Regions from separate parts of the Mus musculus genome. Here region 2 is linked to region 1. A link is a loop called in an ENCODE intact Hi-C map of the cell type or tissue named here. Cell type or tissue: left cerebral cortex. All regions are shown on one strand. Links, peaks and the distances in the headings refer to the core of each region. The heading gives the core; the rest is flanking DNA.

What was found. A loop is a pair of places that touch in the nucleus more often than their neighbours do. Peaks named below come from ENCODE experiments on the same cell type or tissue, not always from the same donor. Only the 100,000 strongest peaks of a DNase experiment are listed, where the experiment ranks them.
Region 2: it touches region 1 in a loop (2.8-fold over the local background); 5 of 42 quality-filtered maps call a loop at or near these places.

The regions. Positions count from the first base shown.
Region 1 is chr12:35,527,199-35,536,865 of GRCm38, forward strand. It overlaps Ahr (aryl-hydrocarbon receptor), which reads right to left and starts at 7,791. Exons shown (of 11, transcript NM_013464.4): 1 at 7,364-7,791. The coding sequence starts at 7,425. In left cerebral cortex, for the core only: CTCF peaks have their summits at 5,146 (motif pointing right) and 7,432; DNase peaks (open chromatin) are centred at 5,143, 7,067, 7,340 and 7,931; H3K4me3 peaks cover 2,178 bases; H3K27ac peaks cover 1,259 bases.
Region 2 is chr12:35,730,711-35,740,377 of GRCm38, forward strand. The region is part of intron 1 of Gm40388 (a long non-coding RNA gene); the gene reads right to left. Among named protein-coding and RNA genes, the nearest start is that of Gm40388, 11 kb to the right of the region's middle. In left cerebral cortex, for the core only: no CTCF peak of the experiment used is centred there; a DNase peak (open chromatin) is centred at 5,901.

The sequences.
Region 1 (9,667 bases), core at 880-8,879:
CAAATTTTACCTAGAAAAACTACTAGTAAGCATGCATTTGGCTTTTGAAATTGTAATGCTGAGTGACTTACCTAGTTAATCATTTACATATTGCAGGTAAGCACAGATTCTCAAATTTCCACTTCCTTAATTCCCCTTAAAGATTTGAGTTAGTCTTCTCACGCAGACTAAGTAAGATTAACTACGCTGTTATCACAGTTACTTTTATGACCTCAATACAGAACCACTGATAATCTCTTCTGGATTGGATTTCAGACCTGCTCTATGAGATGGCCTGTTCCTGACACAAGATCGAGCCCAAGAACCTGTGGCTAGATAGGATCCCAGGGGAAAACCTATTGCTATTATGCTCTTAAATGGACACAGCAATAAAATGACTCCTAATGACTTATTGCTCCACCCACTGATAAGTGCGTTGCTCAACTCTCGCCACAGAAGCTCCTTTTTGTAGGAGATAGCCAAGAACGGACACACCCACAAGTGGCAAACGTGCAGCAAGAAGAAGGAGAGGAAGGAGTGTGCTCGACCCTAGTTGGGATGTTTACAACAGTGCCTTCCCCTCATGGCTCAGGGATCTATGTGAAAGAAGGGACAGACATATCCTGAGAGCCAAAGGCAGTGGATGACTTCAGACATAACAGGACAGAGGACATATCAACCCACAGAGAGTGCGACAACATGCACAAGTCCTATGAAAGAGCAAGCCAGACAAAGGCCTAGCAGGGAGGAGAGGACAACATGAAATCCTACCTCTACCCCGAGATGCTATTGTTACTTGATTGCTGCTGGGAGAAAGAAAATCAAGTTTTCTACAATGGAAAGACACACACCCAGGAGTCTTGGCCAAAAAAGCTAGATGAGCCAAACACTAGGTGAAGCCAGGGCAACCCTGAAGAAAACTGGGAGGATTGTAGGAGCCAGAGGGGTCAAAGACACCATGAGAACACTGACCACAGAATCAATTAAGGACTCACAGGGGCTCTCAGAGGCTGAAACAACAACCACAGACCCTATATGGGTCTGAGCTAGGACCTCTGCATATACTTTATGGTTGTGTAGCTTGCTGTTCTCAGGGGACTCCTAACAAGGGAGTAAGGGGTGTCTCTGACTCTTTTGTCTGCACTTGGGATCCTTTTCTTCCTACTGGGCCGTCTTGTTCAGACTTGATATGAATGAGGGTTTGTGCCTAGCCTTATTGCAATTTCTTATGCCATGCTGGGTTGAGATCCATGGGAGGCCTGATTTTTCTTTTTTTCTTGGAAGGGAAATGGAGGAATGGGTCTAGGGAAGAGAGGTGTGGGGAGGGGCTGGGAGGAGTGGAGGTGGAGGAAAATGTGGTTGGGATGTAAAGAACAGATATTAAAATTGAATACACAAGCATACACATACATACAGAGAGGGGGAGGGACGAGGGGTGTTGGGAGGGTGGAGGTGGGGAGGACCTGGAGGGGGTTGGAGAAGGAATGAATATGATCAAAATACACTGTATCAAATTCTCAAAGAATTAAAACATTACTTTTTGGGGTTTTTTTTGTTTTGTTTTTTTAAAAGGGGAAGCAAGTGAAGAAGACTTGACTCTGGCCTCCGAGTGCATTTGCATACACGTACAATCCATGTGCACACTTACACACACACACACACACACACACACACACGCACACACACGGTGGGGGAATAATTTCAAGATGAAGAGAACAGAGAATTCACCCAACTCTTAATTCCATTTGTTCCCCCAGCTCTGGTGCAAGGGCATTGATCTCTGAATGAGAATTTCAAATGCTACTCATCATAAACTACGCGCTTGATTTGAAATAATAAGGGTGATACATGGCATAAAGATGAATCTCACTGCCAAGCTAAGTTCAGCTTGACGTTCTAACTCCCTAGATGAGACAAAAAGCATCACAGAACAGTCTGAGACGTCTACCTGGAAGTCCCACCGAGTCAGACTCTTGCCAGTGTCTTGTTGCTGCTCTCTGGCTGTGATGGACTCTCTACTGTCCTGTTGGCTTTCATCAAGGAGAGATTTATGTGTAAACAGCAGGTGCTCACACAAGAACCACGTATTTAAAAAGCCAGGAAGATTAAATAGGTCTAGAAATAATGATTCTGCGGTGATCCTGAAAAGATTAGGGTGAATGTTTCATCTTCCTATTTCTTAAGCAGAGGCATGTTCTTTTTTTAGGATAATCAACTGGTAATTTAGTAAACCTCAAATACTTACTATGCAGGAAGCTCTGGTCCCTGCAAAAACAAATGCAGCAGTTCTGATTCTCTTACCAGGACCAAACCTATTCTATAGGGAGGCAAGCAAGTATAATACGCTGCTCAGTGATGTAGGTGGTTTAGCAAGTGTTCCTAGAGACGCGGGTGTTAAACAGAAGCAAGACATTCTGGATTCATGATGACAAAATACAATACTTTCTGCAACTACCCCTCCTTCAGAAATAAAGGGAAACACAACGGCAGAAATCCTGTCTTTCACACACCTAAGACACTGTACCCACATGAAAAAGACAATTAAGATGGAAAATGGTGTAAATTACCGATATATTTCAGTGGCAGGGAAATACAATCACAGAATATTACTTAGCTCGGCAGCAAAGACATTGACATAGTCAAAAACAATGAAAGGCTGAAAGCATATTTAACCTAAAACTCTGAGGCCAGGAAGAGATGAAGCAAACCCGGGAGAGATGGAAAGTTGACTTCCTCACAGGACGCACCAAAGACAATGCCCAGCACACTGTGGGCAAGGTGGCAGGTACTGTGTGGCACTGACTTTTAAAATGTGTACACAGTTTACAGGAATTTAATTCTGAACAAGAGAAAGAACAAACTAAGAAGCTGAAAAGTATTAGACAACGTAAGTCAATACAGGCAGCATAAAATCCGACTACTGCACACAAACACAGTCACAATATACCAGCTCAACCATTCCCATCACTTGGTAATATTTTTATGTAAAATACGTGGATACAGACATGTCTCTTTGACAAACAATGTGAATGTAAGTCACAAAAAAATTTATAATCTAATTTGACACTATATCTGACTGTAACATTCGGCTCATCCTTAGAAGTATATAAACCCTTGCCCCCCCAAATTCCACCTAAAGAGGTCTGTCCTATGGAAATGACACATTTATATAAGAGTTTACAGACCTCCAGACGATTCTCTGAAACACCAGGTAAATTGCAGAAATGCTAGAAGTGACAGAATGTGCCCTCGAAAGGAAAATCCTGGAGTTAGTCAACAGAACAACATGCAGTTGTTCAAAGTGCTTCACAGGGAGATGTGTGCAGGGAAATGGGGGCTGGAAGGACTCTAAGAAAAAAGACATGAATACAAAAGCAGGAGATGGGCTGGCACAGACTGAGTCCTGAAATGGCAGTCAACTGTTTCAGCCTCAGTGTCATTAAAGAAGGTGCAGTGGACAAGTGGCAATGCCCAGGACAGGGGCCATCATGCACTCTGATTAACCTGTTCATCTAGACAGTCCTGCACTGTAGTTAAGAACATAAGGCTTTAGAGCCAACAACTAGAGATGCAATAACCAAAGTCCAGTTTTCCACTTATTACCTGAATCAACTTTGAATGTGAACCTTAGGTCCCAGTGGCCTGAGCCAGAAATGATAACATTATTTCCATAGTACTATTACAGAAAGGAGACTAAACTATGTATGGAAAATTCTGTGTTCAATGATCCTATCAGTATATATTGGGGAATAAGAGCAAATTTTGCTATATGACACTGCCAAAGAAACAGTTTTTAAAGAGTTTAGAAGTAGAATACTGTTAAAGACCTGCGTAGTGCTCACTCCTAAGTAATGGTGTTAACTAAACACAGGAAGGAGACTGTACTGGTCTCTGCTGGGGAAAATAAGATCCGGCAGTGTCTGTCTGTCAGGCCTGCAACACATAACCAGCAGTAGTTAAAGACTAGGCCTCCACTGGGTCTCCAGCAGCCTTCGGGTTTACTTGACCTTCTGCTTTCCTAGTTTAGTTGTAAGAACAGCAGTGGAGGAGACTGCCCTGCTAGTAAAAACAAAAAACAAAACAAAATAAAACAAAACAAAACAAAAACTTGACCAGGAAAGGGAGAGAGAAAGAACAGGAAATGGTGTGGGGAGAGTAGAAGGGAGGGCCTAGGAGGAGTTGAAGGAGGAGAAAGAATACGGTCAAAATATATTGTATGAAAAAGAGAATTTTAATACAGAAAAACAACAGTAACAGAAACTAGGCCTCACCCTTTAGTTTGAATCTGTTGCTTCTTTCGTTCAGTTTGATGTGAGCCCTTGTGTTAGACACATCCATGGGTGAGCATGAGGCACATCCACAGCCTCGGCATAGATGCCCTCTCACTATTGCTATCTGAGAGAAAATGAAAAATAGTACGGTAGCTGCAAAGTCCTTTCATGTCAGGTGCTGTCTAGCAAAGGGCCCCATACTGTAGATCTGCGGAAAATTTAGTATTGTGTACTGTAACAAAATGATTAGTAAAGTTTTGTTATACAGATGGGGCTCACAACGTTTTAATAGAGTGAAGGGCTTCTATATTACTTCAGCATTCCTGAATACTAACAAGGTAAAAATTGATATTGGTGTGTACTTAGCAGCAGATCATGAGAGCCTTGCTACGGCTGGCTTGAATACCACCACAGCTGCAGGTTTTATTGATTGAGCATCTGCTGTTTGCTAGCAATCCTAAACTACCAGTAGCAGTAAGTAAGACCTTTTCTGTCTTAATAAAGCTTCAAAATATATTTCAAGTTTTAATCACCAGAGTAGATTGTTCCATCTTCTGCTTTGCTCAGCCATTTTCATGAGACTGAATAACTAAACAACTGCACACAACATTTTCCTCTCCAAAGAGAATAAGCAAGAACAGGATTTAAGTGGAAACAGACACATCCCAGAAGATTCTATTCCCAGGTTGGTCTTTGACATTCTGCCTTTGAAGATGAGGATATGGGCTAGATGCAAGGCTGCTTAGGATCTCTTAATTTCCTAACTTTCATTGCACTGAAGAAGGAGGAAACAGCTATTCACAGTGTAGTGTATACAAAACACTGTCCTTGGATGGAATTGAACACATTTCAAACTGATTTCCTTCTACAGATAACTGTCATGGTGGGACCGGCCACTAGAGGGGGCTTATTTTGCATCTAGATCCTCATTTGAAGACTGAAAGAACTTCGGGTTAAAATCATGTCACCCACTTTACTCCAAATTTTCACGGAACTGTATATTTAAATATGACATTTTTCGACACTAGAATTACAATGGGTATGCTCCGTATAAAACAGCTATACCTTAAAGGGTACAAGTTAATTAAATTAGAAAGCACAGTCAACACTTGTGTTTTTTCCTGAAATTGAGGTATTTGGGGCCTCATTGCACACAGGCTAAGTAGTTTAACTTAAAGACTCATACTAAAGCTTGGTGACCTGGTTGTTAAGGGTGAACTTTGATTATGTGATTATACAGCTCACTATTTTCTGTTCAGGGGGGACAACGTAAGTACTTTCACTAAAGGACCTAAGTGCCAGCACTAAAGTCTTCGACAAAGCAAGCTGGTGACCTTTAAGGCATTTGAAGGCTCAGAGTTGATTAAAGGTGTTCAGTACAGATCTGATAAACAGAAGTCAAGGACCAAATAAAATAAAATATAAGTTCGTGGGGACAACAGTTTAGTTGTCCGAAATTATCAAATGCAAATAGTGAGACAATATAATAAAAGGTGTAACTTAATCTAAAAGGAAGTGTTGTCGTGTTAAAAAGGAAGCTCTCTATATTAACTAGAAACTAAGAGCACTCGCCGTTATAATGAATAACATTTAAGATGGTGACCTTTGTATAGAAAGCAGTTTATGTCCTTAAATAACATAAGGAAAATCAGTTACTTAGACTTAGACACTCAAGCGGAGCTCCAAGTTTTATGCCCATGTACATAATACCTGAGATTTTTCATCTCATACTGAGTTAGTATTACTATTAATGAAAACAGGGAACAAGCACTTGAAAGCCTCGGAAACTGTAACTGCCAGGAACAAAGTCAAATTGAGCAAACATGTTTTAACAAAAAGAAACCGTCCTACAAAATACTAAAGCACTGAAAGCCAGGGTCCAAAGAACTGCCGGGGTAGAAAACTGCTGAGTCAACGACATTTGCGTCCTTTAAAGTGTACCAACCATAAAACTTCCAAATTCTGATCAAACTATTTACACATGGACATCTCCTCTCAATATTAATTTGTAAGTCAAGATTTGAGGAACTAGGACAGTTGAAATTCTTAAGGGGAATTAAAATCCACAAATAACCCAACTTCTAAGCTAGTAACTATTTGTAAACAGTGTATAAATCTTAAGTTGGTTTTTTTGTTGTTTTTGTTTTCTTTTTTTGGTTCACTTGGTGATAGCTGTCATGTTTCAAGCAAAACACACACTACTGATTGCCTGAAAGTGTTCCTAAAATAATTTATTTTTTTAAAAAAATAACAAATGGTGAGATGTGGAAACTCCAAGGTAATTATGAATGAATGCATCAATACAGACAACTCCTAAATGGAACCCTGTCTCAATCATGAATCTCTTTTCTGAGGGGGGAAAAAAAATCTCCCATCTCATACAAATAGCCCATGGAAATAAAGACCAAAGCCTGTAATCTCTGTCAGAATTGGCAAAAAAAAAAAAAAAAAAAAAAAAAAAAAAAAAAAAAAAGCAAGGGGAAATGAACTACAGGTAGAGAGTAGAAATAACTTAGAAGTCAGTCTAGTTCTTTTTCCTCTTCTTAATGATTTAAAATTTTACAGACCCAAAAGCACTCCAAAAGGAGGAAGAAAACTGCACCAAAGAGTGGCTAAGAATGCCACCAAGCTGCCAGGGCACCTGTCCACTGCACACTCCAACCTGCTATCAATTCTGCGCCTACACCGAGCCCTGCAGAACTGCTGCCTAGGAAGTAAATGAGAGAGCAAAACAGAAAGCTAGGCGCTAAGAACAGAAAGACATTCCTTCAAAGGCACAGGTCCCCTCCTTCAAGACAACACGTGTTTAGCTCTGCCCAACATCTCACCTCAGTGAGCTGTCTACTTATCCTCCGTGTCCCCTAAAGCTCACGGCAGCGGAGATCTAGAGTGGAGGATTTCCAGGCAAGCTTAACTAACTAAGCTAGAGCGGCACTAGGTAGGTCAGAGCTGTCAACGAACCAGCCAGGGAAGGTCGCTGAGCAGTAAAGGTGCAGGTGCCTGAAAGCAGGATTTTTTTTTTTTTAACGCATTGGTTGAGACTCAGCTCCTGGATGGCGGCACGCGTGGGGACCTCCCGCACCCTCGGAGCGCGCCTGCCCGCCGTCACTCACGTTTTCTGCACCGGCTTGCGCCGCTTGCGGCTGGCATAGGTGATGTTGGCGCCGCTGCTCATGGTGCCCGCGCCCTGCCCGCTCCACCTGCGTCCCGGAGGCGGCGCCCTGCCCGCGCTGCGCCCAGGTGAGCCGCCGCCGAGGGCGGGACGACCGCGACGCGCAGGTGCGGGCGACAGAGGAGACTCGGGCTGCCCGAGCTGGCCGCGGAGGAGAAACCCGCACGCTAGCCGCGCCCGGTCCCGAGGGTCAGGAGGGGCCGCAGTGCTCTAGGGCTTCCCGGCTCCCGCGCTGTGCCGCGGCGTCGCTCACAACCCTGCCTGGCAGCCACCCCCGAGTCCGTCCACCAGTTCGTCCTCCGGGTCGCTCCGGGCTGAGCCTCTCCGGGACACGCGTGGGGCACCGAGCGTCAAAGGGAGCGCACACACACGCTGCCGCCCGCCGCGAGCCCGCTCCTCCGCAGCCGCGACCCCGCGCAGCTCCGCCCCGGGCTCCAGCCCCGCCCCACCTGCTCGGCCCCGCCCCTCACGGTTCCCAGGAGGGCCCCACCCTCTTCGCAGCACGTGATGACGCAGGACGTAGTGACTCCCAACACTTCTTGCAGTCCGAGGTTCTGGGGGTGGGGTGGTGTTCGCCCAGTACCTGTTTTCCAGCCTCAAAAGGGGTGTGAGGCCACATTATGCCTAGGCAAATTCCTTGTAACCCAGACATCAAGATTTACCAGGCAAAGAGCTTAGCTCATCCTAGAGTTGAGTCATCTAATTTTTGACAAAGATTTTACATTGAGCTGGTAGATAAATAACTGCGACTGGAGAGCATTCTAAGGGGAAAACTTCAAAAATGCCCTGCAAAGTTAGTTGTCTTGAAGGCTACGAGTTTTATAATCCTTTTCCCTCCCACATTTATTTTATGTCTACAGAAGACAATAAAACATCGTTTCCTCCATCAGACTTCAGGAAGATGAGAAGGAAAGAAGCACAGGAGTGCTGAGAGCATGAGAAATTGGAGGGTAGGTACTGAGACTATGACCAGAGACCTGAGTTTCTGTTAGTAGTACGGTAGAGCTGATGGGAGGAAAAAGAAAAAAAAAAAAAAAGATAATCTAGGAACAAATCATAAAGATTTAATGAAGAAATTGGGTCTCATTCTGCAGACAACAGAGAGCTTTTAAAGGCGTAATTTGGAAGATGATGTTCCATCTTTCTTGGGAAAGTCACTGTGGGAAAAGGTGGAAATTCTGTTACTCAGGAACAAAACAGATGGAAGAGAGAATCGCTGGGAAATTGATGAAATCGACCAGCTGCAAGACCAATGGCACAGCCATGGGGATGAGAGAAAAGAGACAGCAGAGATGATAAAGGAAGAGGGAAGGTCGCTGTTAACCACCAAAGAATAGAGGCAGAGAAGTGAATTTTGGGAGTCAGGTAGGTGATGCTGGACATGAAGAGATAGAGATGAAGTCTGATGTGTTTTATAGATTTGAGAAAGAGATCAGAAGAGAGGATACACAACAGCAAGGAAAAGGATAGCGAGAAAACTAAGAACAACAAATGGTGCCCAGGCTGTGGAGGAAGAAGAACCCGCATCACTGTGGGTGGTTGTAAACTGGTCCAGCCACTGTGGAACTCTGTATAGAGTTTCTCAACAAATTAAAAACAGATCCACAAGATGACCTGCTATTCTCCTGCGCACATACCTGATAGCCCTTCATTCAAAACAAGTGAGAAGTGGACCCAGACTAGATTCACATCAACCTATGGATGGATAAATAAAATGTAGTGCGTCTACACAATGGCATTTTATGGGACTCTGAATAAAACTGAAATCATGGCATTTGCAGGTAAACAAGTGGAACTGGAGGCTGCCGTGTTAAGCATGGCAGACACAGAAGGCAAATACCATGTTTTCTCTAGATGTATGCTCTAGATTTTGATTTTTACACATGTTGAAACTAGGAAAGCGATCATGAGAGTGGAAAAAGGAGCTCTTGGGTTGGAGGTGAGAAGAGAAAGGGCAGGAGAATACACATGACACAGAAGGAGAAGAGGGGATCCTGTGGGAGCAAGCAGAGCAGCAGGAGTGGGGGAAGGAATGGGGGGGGGGCGTCCAGCAGAATGGGAGCATGGTAATTCATACATTTCATTAAGCCCATCGCTTTGTGTGCTAATATTAGAAACAAATTTAAGAGTTAAAATTGATAGTTTTCTCAACTATGTTTCCAGCTGGGTAACAATGGCATGAATCACCAGAAAGAAATTATAAAGCTGGCCTCATGCTTCTTAGGTTTGAAATAGATTTAGGACA
Region 2 (9,667 bases), core at 915-8,914, 200 kb after region 1:
CAAGCATCCTCCTTTGGGACATCCTTATTACCCAGTTTCTTTGGATCTGTGGATTGTAGCATAGTTGTTCTGCACTTTATATCTAATGTTCACTTATAAGTGAGTACATACCATATGTCTTTCTGGCTTTAGGTTACCTCATTCATGATGATATTCTCATATTCCATCCACTTGCCTGCAAATTTCATGATGTTTTTGTTTTTAATAGCTGAATATTATTCTATTGTATAGGTGTACCATATTTTCTTTGTCCATTCTTCAGTTGAGGGTCATCTAGGTTGTTTCCCGTCTCCAGCCATTATGAATAAAGCTGCTATGAACATGGTTGAGCAAGTGCCCCTATGGTACAGTATGCCATCTTTTGGGTATATACGCAGGAGAGTCTTGAGGTAGAAATATTCCCAGTTTTGTGAGAAACCACCCAATTGACTTCTAAAGTGGTTGTACAAATTTTCACTGCCACCAGAACAAAGAAGTGTTCCCAAGGGCATTTTTTAAATTAGTGATTGATGAGGGAGGTCTTAGCCCATTGTGGGTGAACAGACCCTTGGTCTGGTGGGCCTGGGTTCTATTTAAAAAAAAAAAAGCCGGGTGAGCAAGCTAACCCTTGCTTATGAAGCAAATCAGTAAGGAACATCCTCCTGCAGCAGCTCCTGTCCCCAGGTTCCAGCCCTGTTTGAGTTCCTATCCTGACTTCCTTCAATAATGATCCGGAAGCATAAACCAAATAAATCCTTTCCTCTACCGATTTGCTTTGGTCACGGTGCTTCGGTCATGGTGCTTCATCACAGCAGTGGTGACCTTATTAACACAAATGATAAAGTGCAGTCAAACTTTAAAGTATCTACAAACATATTTATACCAATTTACCATATTCATTTAGTTGGGGAAAAACTAGACTGATATGTTAACCTAGCCAAGATAAATGGAAAGTGATTGAAATCAGATATAAACTTGGGAGCTAGCGTCTAGCTCAGTGCTGCAATATCTGCCTAGTAAGTGCAAACCTTGATTCCGTCCCCGGTGCTGTGTGAAAAGTTGTTTGATTTCAAAGCTTTCCCACTGACCACTACATCGTAATATCTGTTCCCTTTTTTCCCTAGTATTAATCATGTGCCATCAATCAATCTGAATCAAATCAAAAGGAATGTATACCTGAGAGGGTAGGGGAAGACTTACCATTCACAGCTGAGCAAAATTTCTAGGGCTAGAACCACAGCATGTTTGCCAGTCATGGCCACGGCACATTGTGTTGGGAAGTAAGACTGGGTTGTACATAAAACAAGATCATGAGTACCCGAAACACATAGTCGGGAGCTCGGGTGGAAAGGTGTTTTATTTGACTAAATCCAACTGAGGTCACAATATCCAAAGGGTGTGTTGTTGGGTGCCATTACCAGAGTGTCGTCAATGATAAAGAAAAAGTCAACCTCTTGGTTTTTCAGAGTAGTGACAGAACTCACTGGTCCCAGTAAAGCCACAGACTGCATAGATCTAAGGAACACTTGCACCTGTCTGTTCGCTAACCTCCTCCACACAGCCATATTAAAGGGCTGGCTGGATGCCTTTGACAGCTTTGAAGCTTAATGTTATTACATTGTCCTTAATCAACTATTCCAGTGAATGAATAGTCATTGTCTTCAATATTTATTGAAGTCTTCCCTTTGGATGTCCAAAGGTATCCTGCCTCACTCTCCTACAACATAGACAATTAGAAAGCTCATTGTATTCTCCCCTTGCTTATTATCCATAATTATACTTAGATTCCATAACATAGTTCCAGTGTTACATCTCTTTTAGAAAAGTTAAATAAAAGTCATGCTGTAACGACTATTGTTGGTTGTCAACTTAAGCACATCTGGAATTAACTAAAACCCAAATGGCTAAGTATACTTCTGAGGGATTTTTCTTGTTTAGATCATCTGAAATGGGAAGACCCACCCTTAGTGTAGATCTTTTGAGGTGAGAAAATCCACCATTAATTTGGGCCATGCCTTTCTAGCGGCAACCTATATATGAGACATGGAAGAAGTAAGCTTGCTGTCTTTGCTTGCTTGCTCTTGCTATCACTGGCAAGTCTATTCCTTCACTGGCAATAGAGCCTACTTTTTCAAGACTCTGGCTCATACTGAAGACCAGTTGTGCATCCAGCCTTGAGAATGGAACAACTACTGGGTTATTAGATCGTCCATTGGTAAACAGCCATTGTTTGAGCAGCTGGACCATAGCCTGTAAACCATGGTTATAAATCCCTGTGTGTGTGTGTGTGTGTGTGTGTGTGTGTGTGTGTGTGTGTGTGTGTAAATATGTGTATCTATAAATATGCATGATGCAATGTATATATAAAAGCAAGTACTCATATCCATAAAATAAAATACATGTGTGTGTGGAGAGAGACAGAAAGGGAGAGAGAGAGAACCCTGACTAATATTCATGTAAATTCAGTTAAATTAAGAAATATTTGTGTTGTGTTGTAAGAGAGGAAATGATTTAGCAAAGGATGATTTTGCATCCATGCAAGTTATTTTTTCTAGATCACCCACCAACTAATTTCAAGGTCTATTAGCTTATAAGGCAGATAAAACTATGTAGAAAACTTATAAGACATTGAAATAATCTAACACTAATAGTTTAAATTTGGTTCATGTATGACTTGTGCTAATGTTTACAGGTGCTGTGAGGAGAGCTCGCAGCTAAGAAGAGGTTCCTAATGGCTGGAGATTTGGCTTAGCTGTCAAACGCACTTGTTCTTCTAGAGGACACAGGCTGGATTCCTAACACCCACATGGGTAACTGACAGCATATCTAAGTGCAGTTCTAGGGGATCCAACACTCTGCTCTCTATCAGATATAGATTTGTGTGGGGGAACATCTAAAGCAGTGTGTCAGGTAGAGAATATAAAAATATTGGGATTGTTTTAACCTGAGCAGCTTTAAATTCCTCCCAGTTACCATGGGCAGTATACATCGCCATATTGGTCAGAATTGAGATGCAGAGAAAAATTTTGCTGTGACAGACTAGGCTGTTGGCTGTCACATGATGAAGTAAAAGTTTCACAGTGCTGAGAAAGGGAAGGGGATTAGTAAGAGAAAACTCAGAGCCTCTGACTCATGGGTTTTTCTACCACAGGAGGCCAAAGGATCTTGTTTCCATTCTTGTCCCATCTATTATCCCACCACCAGCAAAGGAACAGTAAGTAAGGTCTAATCTGCCCTTCCGTTCTACTGTAATTAATTCTTACACAGATGTGTATGGCAAAGGTGGCTGGGAATGGATGCTCAGGTGCCCAAATGCTTGCAAATTTACATCGCATAGTAGCTATTGACTCCATGGGCTCCTAGTTACATCCAGAAATAAATCATGTTGTATAGCAAATACAAAATGATTTTTAGTTTTCTTAAAAAAAAAAAAACTTGAAGCATCATTGCTAATTTCAGCTTCAATGTGTTCTAAAATTCTCAACATAAGTGTGAAAAAACAGTGGCACTACCAATATTTAAGTTAACAATTAAGGTATTTGATGCATGGCTGGAAAAGTTTGAAAAACAAAGAAAGGAAAAGAGTAAAGGATTGGAAGCCATGATAGAGGACAGAGAAGACCAGGGAGAGGATAGAAAAGATGGTCTTTCACAACACACTAATCTCTGATGTGTTAAAGTAGAAATTATATGAATACAGATTTTTAACTCCAGCTGATGGATTTTTTTTTATTTCTCACTATCTTATTAATACAGCATGGATGGAAGGGTTTTGACCTATTGAGACAACTACGCTCTATTCTGCCCTCACATCAACCAGAATCAGAACTGCCATGTCACAGTATACTCATTTTGGCTAAATCCTCTATGACTAATACAAGGCTCACTGCATTGGTATGAGTCTGGTTATTAAGCCATGGTCATGTTTGTATATTATAGGGAGAGAGAGACAATAATCTGTGCTTCAGTGGCTTATGTTTAAATGACAAAAATGTGTCATGGAAAATCTCCCCACCTCCTCAAAACTCACAGGGTAACTGAAGAGTCAAGGGATGAGAAAAGGAGTAGAGGAGAGTTAAAAGAAACCGGAATGGGGGCGAGGAACAGAGGGTAAGAGAGAAATGTATTAGTATATTGAAGGGTCCAAAAATAATATGAAAATCATAATTTAGGTTAAGGGGGTCATAAAGTTAAGATTCTTCAGCTAAACATATTAGTCAATGTTTAGATCATAATCATTTTTCCAAATGTCTTATGACCAAAAGCTGCAGGCAGAGAACTCTTCCATGCATCATTCAATACGATGCATTCAAACTCTCATTTACAGGATGGTGGGAGTTGGGGTAAAAACAAACAAACAAACAAACAAACAAACAAAAAAAGATTCCAGAAATAGGTCTGAATGCAATTTGCACAGTGCATGTGTTTGAACTTGAAAGGCGTCTGCTGTGAAGCTTTAGTTACACCCAGCACCTGGAGTCAGGCACACTGACCATAAGCAGCACGTGGTAGAGACCAGAGCTCTTTAGTGCTTTGTCATCAGGAGATATTCCAACAGCTTGTGCAAGCTTTGAGAAAGCAGCTACAGCTACAGCTACAGTGAACTTGCAGTTATCACATGCCCCTCTCCTTTCAATGATCAAAACAGATCCCCTACAATTATTGTCAGCACTTTGAAATATCTTAACTTCAATATTCAGGATATATGAAATTATTTTATTGCTATTCCTAGATCTGCTGAAAGCACACTCCTTTTAGGAAGTGCTATGTGTATGAATTTTTAATAAAGCTTTTTAAGGTCTTATAGACATTTGACTATGAGAAAAGACAATAATGTTTTCCAATTGTCTCTGCTTAATGAAAGAATCATAACTAACAGTTCCCCATAGTGAAATTTCAAGTTATCTAAAGGAACCTATTCATCTTCTGCCAGTAAGCTTGCAAGAAGCCACAATTTTATTCCACTCCCTTTTTATGTCTTAGGAAAATAGACCTCAACTATATGCTTAGGTGTAAATATTTAACTATAATTCAATGGTTTTCAAACATTAACCGAAAATCTAAGTCTTTCAGAAAGAAAGGTCCTGTAAAAATATAAATTAATATTATTGAAGCTGTTGTCTAAATCTATAGGTTTTTCTCTCAATGCTTGCTGATTTTTTCTATCAATACTTCTGATTGCCACATGTCTATATACAATATGCATAAATATAAGGATCTGCTTGTCATCTTTGTTTAGACATTTAATGATAATACATGCATACACACACACACACACACACACACACACACGGCTTCAGTAAGCATAATAAACACAAATGCCACTCTTTCTCATGACTATAACTGACTATTCCTGTCTACATTCTATGTCAAAATAGCTGAAGGTGAGCAGAGAAAGTCTGAGTGTGATCCTTGTCTCAGAGAGCAGGTTCCAATAGAATGGCTCAGTATGTCCAACACATGCATAAAAGCTTGAAAATGCCCTTTAAACATAAAATCTATGGCAAAATGTAGATTGGATCTTTGTATTATGGAGAAATTTAAATTGATTGACTCTTGCAAAATGTTAGGGATGTTATATAATTGGTTGTTTTGTTTATAGTTAATTTAGCTAATATAAAACAAAGGATTGTTGTCAAGTCCTTCCTTAATGAAATTAAACCTTTTGGGTGTGGCTTTGTTTTGATGTGGACTATGCTGCTAACTGACCATAGCACTATCTTTGTAGTTCAGTGGTGATATGTGTGTGACTCTTCTCCTCCCAGAAGGTCACTCTGAAAGGCATTCCTGTGGATACACAGTTTACTTTATGAAACGTATTCTATTTTCTGTGCCAAAATTTCTATTTGAAACAGAGTCAATGTCTCCTTCCAGGAAGAGGAAACGACACCAGGAGTTTCCATGGTAATCAGTTGATGGAATTAAATCAAGCAGGAAACCTCTTCAGAATGCAAAGTCATCTTGCAAAACAGAGAGGCTTGAAATATCCAGGAAGTGTGTCATGGCCAAATGAAAGGAATGGAGATGTGAATACCTCTATAATGTAAACTCCTCAACCCTAAAATAAACACTCAAAAGCTAGCCTTTGTCCTACAAAATTAAACTTCCAAACAACTGTCATTTCTAATCAGATCCTTTGTTCCAGTTGTTTTTACGCTGCTTTTGGTATCCTTATCTCTTGTGATCAACATCATGTAAGACTATGAATCCACATGTTTATGTGGATTAAAAAAAAAAAAACTCTGATGCCACTGCTGTAAGGTTCACTTTACATAAAACTGCATAACGTTTATAAGCTATGTTCTTATCAGGAAGAGCAAAAATGCATCTTAATCCAATAAAATAAAATAAATCTCTTAGTTGAGACAAAGGGATTTTACGTTGAGACTCTTCCTGGAAATTGAAGTTATTGAGAGTTTTATGTCACTCCATTTTGTAAGGAGTAAGCCTTGATAGCAGGAATAACAGAGAATAAAGCAGGATTCCTCACCATCAAGCATCTTTGTAACAGTGTACCTGGAGACACGGCCTTTAGCTACACTGGTAACAATTTCCAATGAATATTCATAGCTCAGAACATAACTAAATGTCCTTTTCCACTGTAGAGGGCTGTAAGAGTTCCTCAGAAAATTGGACATAGTACTACAGAGCATCCAGCAATACTACTCCTGGGCATATACCCAGAATATGCTCCAACATGTAATAAGGACACATGCTCCACTATGTTCATAGCAGCCTTATTTATAATAACCAGAAGCTGGAAAGAACCCAGATGCCCCTCAACAGAGGAATGGATACAGAAAATGCGGTACATTTACACAATGGAGTACTACTCAGCTATTTTAAAAAATGAATTTATGAAATTCCTAGGCAAATGGATGGACCTGGAGGGCATCATCCTGAGTGAGGTAACCCAATCACAAAAGAACACACATGATATGCACTCACTGATAAGTGGATATTAGCCCAGAAGCTCAGAAGGAAGACCAAAGGGTGGATAAGTCAATCCTTCTTAGAAGGGGGAACAAAATATCCATGGAAGGAGTTTCAGAGACAAAGTGTGAAGCAGAGACTGAAGGAAGGAACATCTAGAGACTGCCCCACCTAGGGATCCATCCCATAAACAACCACCAAAACCAGATACTATAGGGGATACCAATGAGAGCTTGCTGACAGGAGCCTGATATAACACTGTGTACTGAGAGGCTCTGCCAGTGCCTGACAAATACATAAGTGTATGCTCATAGCCATCCATTGGACAGAGCACAGGGTCCCCAATGAAGGAGCTAGAGAAAGGACCTAAGGAGCTGAAGGGGTTGGCAGCCCCATAGGAGGAACAACCATATGAACTAATCAGTACCCCCAGAGCTCCCTGGGACTAAACCACCAACCAAAGAAAACACACGGTGGGACTCATGACTCTAGCTGCATACGTAGTCAGTCATCAGTGGGAGGAGAGGCCCTTGATCCTGTGATGGTTATATGTCCCAATATAGGGGACTTCCAGGGCCAGGAAGTGGGAATGGGTGGGTTGGTGAGCAGGGTAAGGGGGGAAGGGATAGGGGGTTTTGGAAAGGGAAACCAGGAAAGGGGATAACATTTGAAATGTAAATAAAGAAAATATCTAATAAAAATTTATGAGTCACTAGCTATTCCAACTTCCTAAATTATGTCATTTCATCTATTCTAATTAATATTAAATGGTTTCTTTTGGTGGTGAACACATGAACAAGAAATTTTTTTCTCTCTCCACTTCAAAGACCTGATGTTAATTTCAATGTAAATATTCATGTAGTGTCCATATTTGTTGATTGTAATATACATATCAGGGGACATGGTTTTTCTGACAGCTGCCAGATGTAAGTTTCTTACTATCATGGCACTGCATTCCCCCAACACTCAGGACAAGAAATTTCACATCACACAAACCCACACATCAACTGCCATGCACACATAGAATACAAGGTCCAATGGCAGCATTCAGCATTCACTATAGCTATGCTCACCTGAGTTTGGTCCTGGATGAGAGACCCTCCTAGTGTTGGATCGCTTTTCCTTGAGAATTTAGTACTTTTCACTCCAAATAGAGAATACAAATTACAGAAAATATTCATCTAAGTCCAGCTTGGTGAACCAATGAGTTTACTGGGGTTCCCTATAGAAGCAAGTGTGGCTTGGGCAGCAGCAGCAATAAATAAATAAATAAATAAATAAATAAATAAATAATAAAAAACATAATCTTGGAAGGAATACACCACTGAGTCACCAACCACCTAAATTCCCACCACTCCTATGACTTTAGCACTTCCTAAGACCTTGTGCAACTGAGGCAAGGTACATGTAACTAAGGGAGAGGAGGTACAGGTACATATCTGATAAATCTTCCTTTCCTTCCAAAAGAAGATATTAATAGGTACAAGAGAGTATGAGAGTCCCATGCAGATAATCACAGTTGTTCTGGTTTCAAGATTGCAACAGCCATGTTATGCCTGGAAACAGAGTTCCACAAATCATGGACGCTCGCCATAAGGTCATAAGGTCGTAACCAACTGTTACTCTCCCCAAATCAAAGTCTGACCAGAGGTGAAATAGATAGCATCAGATCTCTGTCATCACTCTGTTTCCTATTGCTGAGATTAAATACTATGTGATAAAACAACTTAAGGGAGAAAGGGCTTCTTGGACTCACAAATCCATTGTTGCAGCAAAGTCACGATAGCAGGAACATGAAGCAGGTAGTCACACTATGTTCACAGTCGCAGGCAGCAAGCAATTAATTAACACATGCATGGTAGGATTCAGCACTCTTCCTCCATTCATGCAATCCGGAATCCCTTGGCTAAGGAAGGGAGCCACACATAGTGGGTAGGTCCTCCCACCTTAATTAATGCAATCAAGATAATCCCCTTCCACACATGCTCCACTATGTTCATAGCAGCCTTATTTATAATAGCCAGAAGCTGGAAAGAACCTAGATGCCCCTCAACAGAGGAATGGATACAGAAAATGTGGTACATCTACACAATGGAGTACTACTCAGCTATTAAAAAGAATGAATTTATGAAATTCCTAGCCAAATGGATGGACCTGGAGGGCATCATCCTGAGTGAGGTAACACATTCACAAAGAAACTCACACAATATGTATTCACTGATAAGTGGATATTAGCCCCAAACCTAGGATACCCAAGATATAAGATATAATTTGCTAAACACATGAAACTCAAGGAGAATGAAGACTGAAGTGTGGACACTATGCCCCTCCTTAGATTTGGGAACAAAACACCCATGGAAGGAGTTACAGAGACGGAGTTTGGAGCTGAGATGAAAGGATGGACCATGTAGAGACTGCCATAGCCAGGGATCCACCCCATAATCAGCATCCAAACACTGACACCATTGCATACACTAGCAAGATTTTATTGAAAGGACGCAGATGTAGCTGTCTCTTGTGAGACTATGCCGGGTCCCAGCAAACACAGAAGTGGATGCTCACAGTCAGCTAATGGATGGATCATAGGGCTCCCAATGGAGGAGCTAGAGAAAGTAGCCAAGGAGCTAAAGGGATCTGCAACCCTATAGGTGGAACAACATTATGAGCTAACCAGTACCCCGGAGCTCTTGACTCTAGCTGCATATATATCAAAAGATGGCCTAGTCGGCCATCACTGGAAAGAGAGGCCCATTGG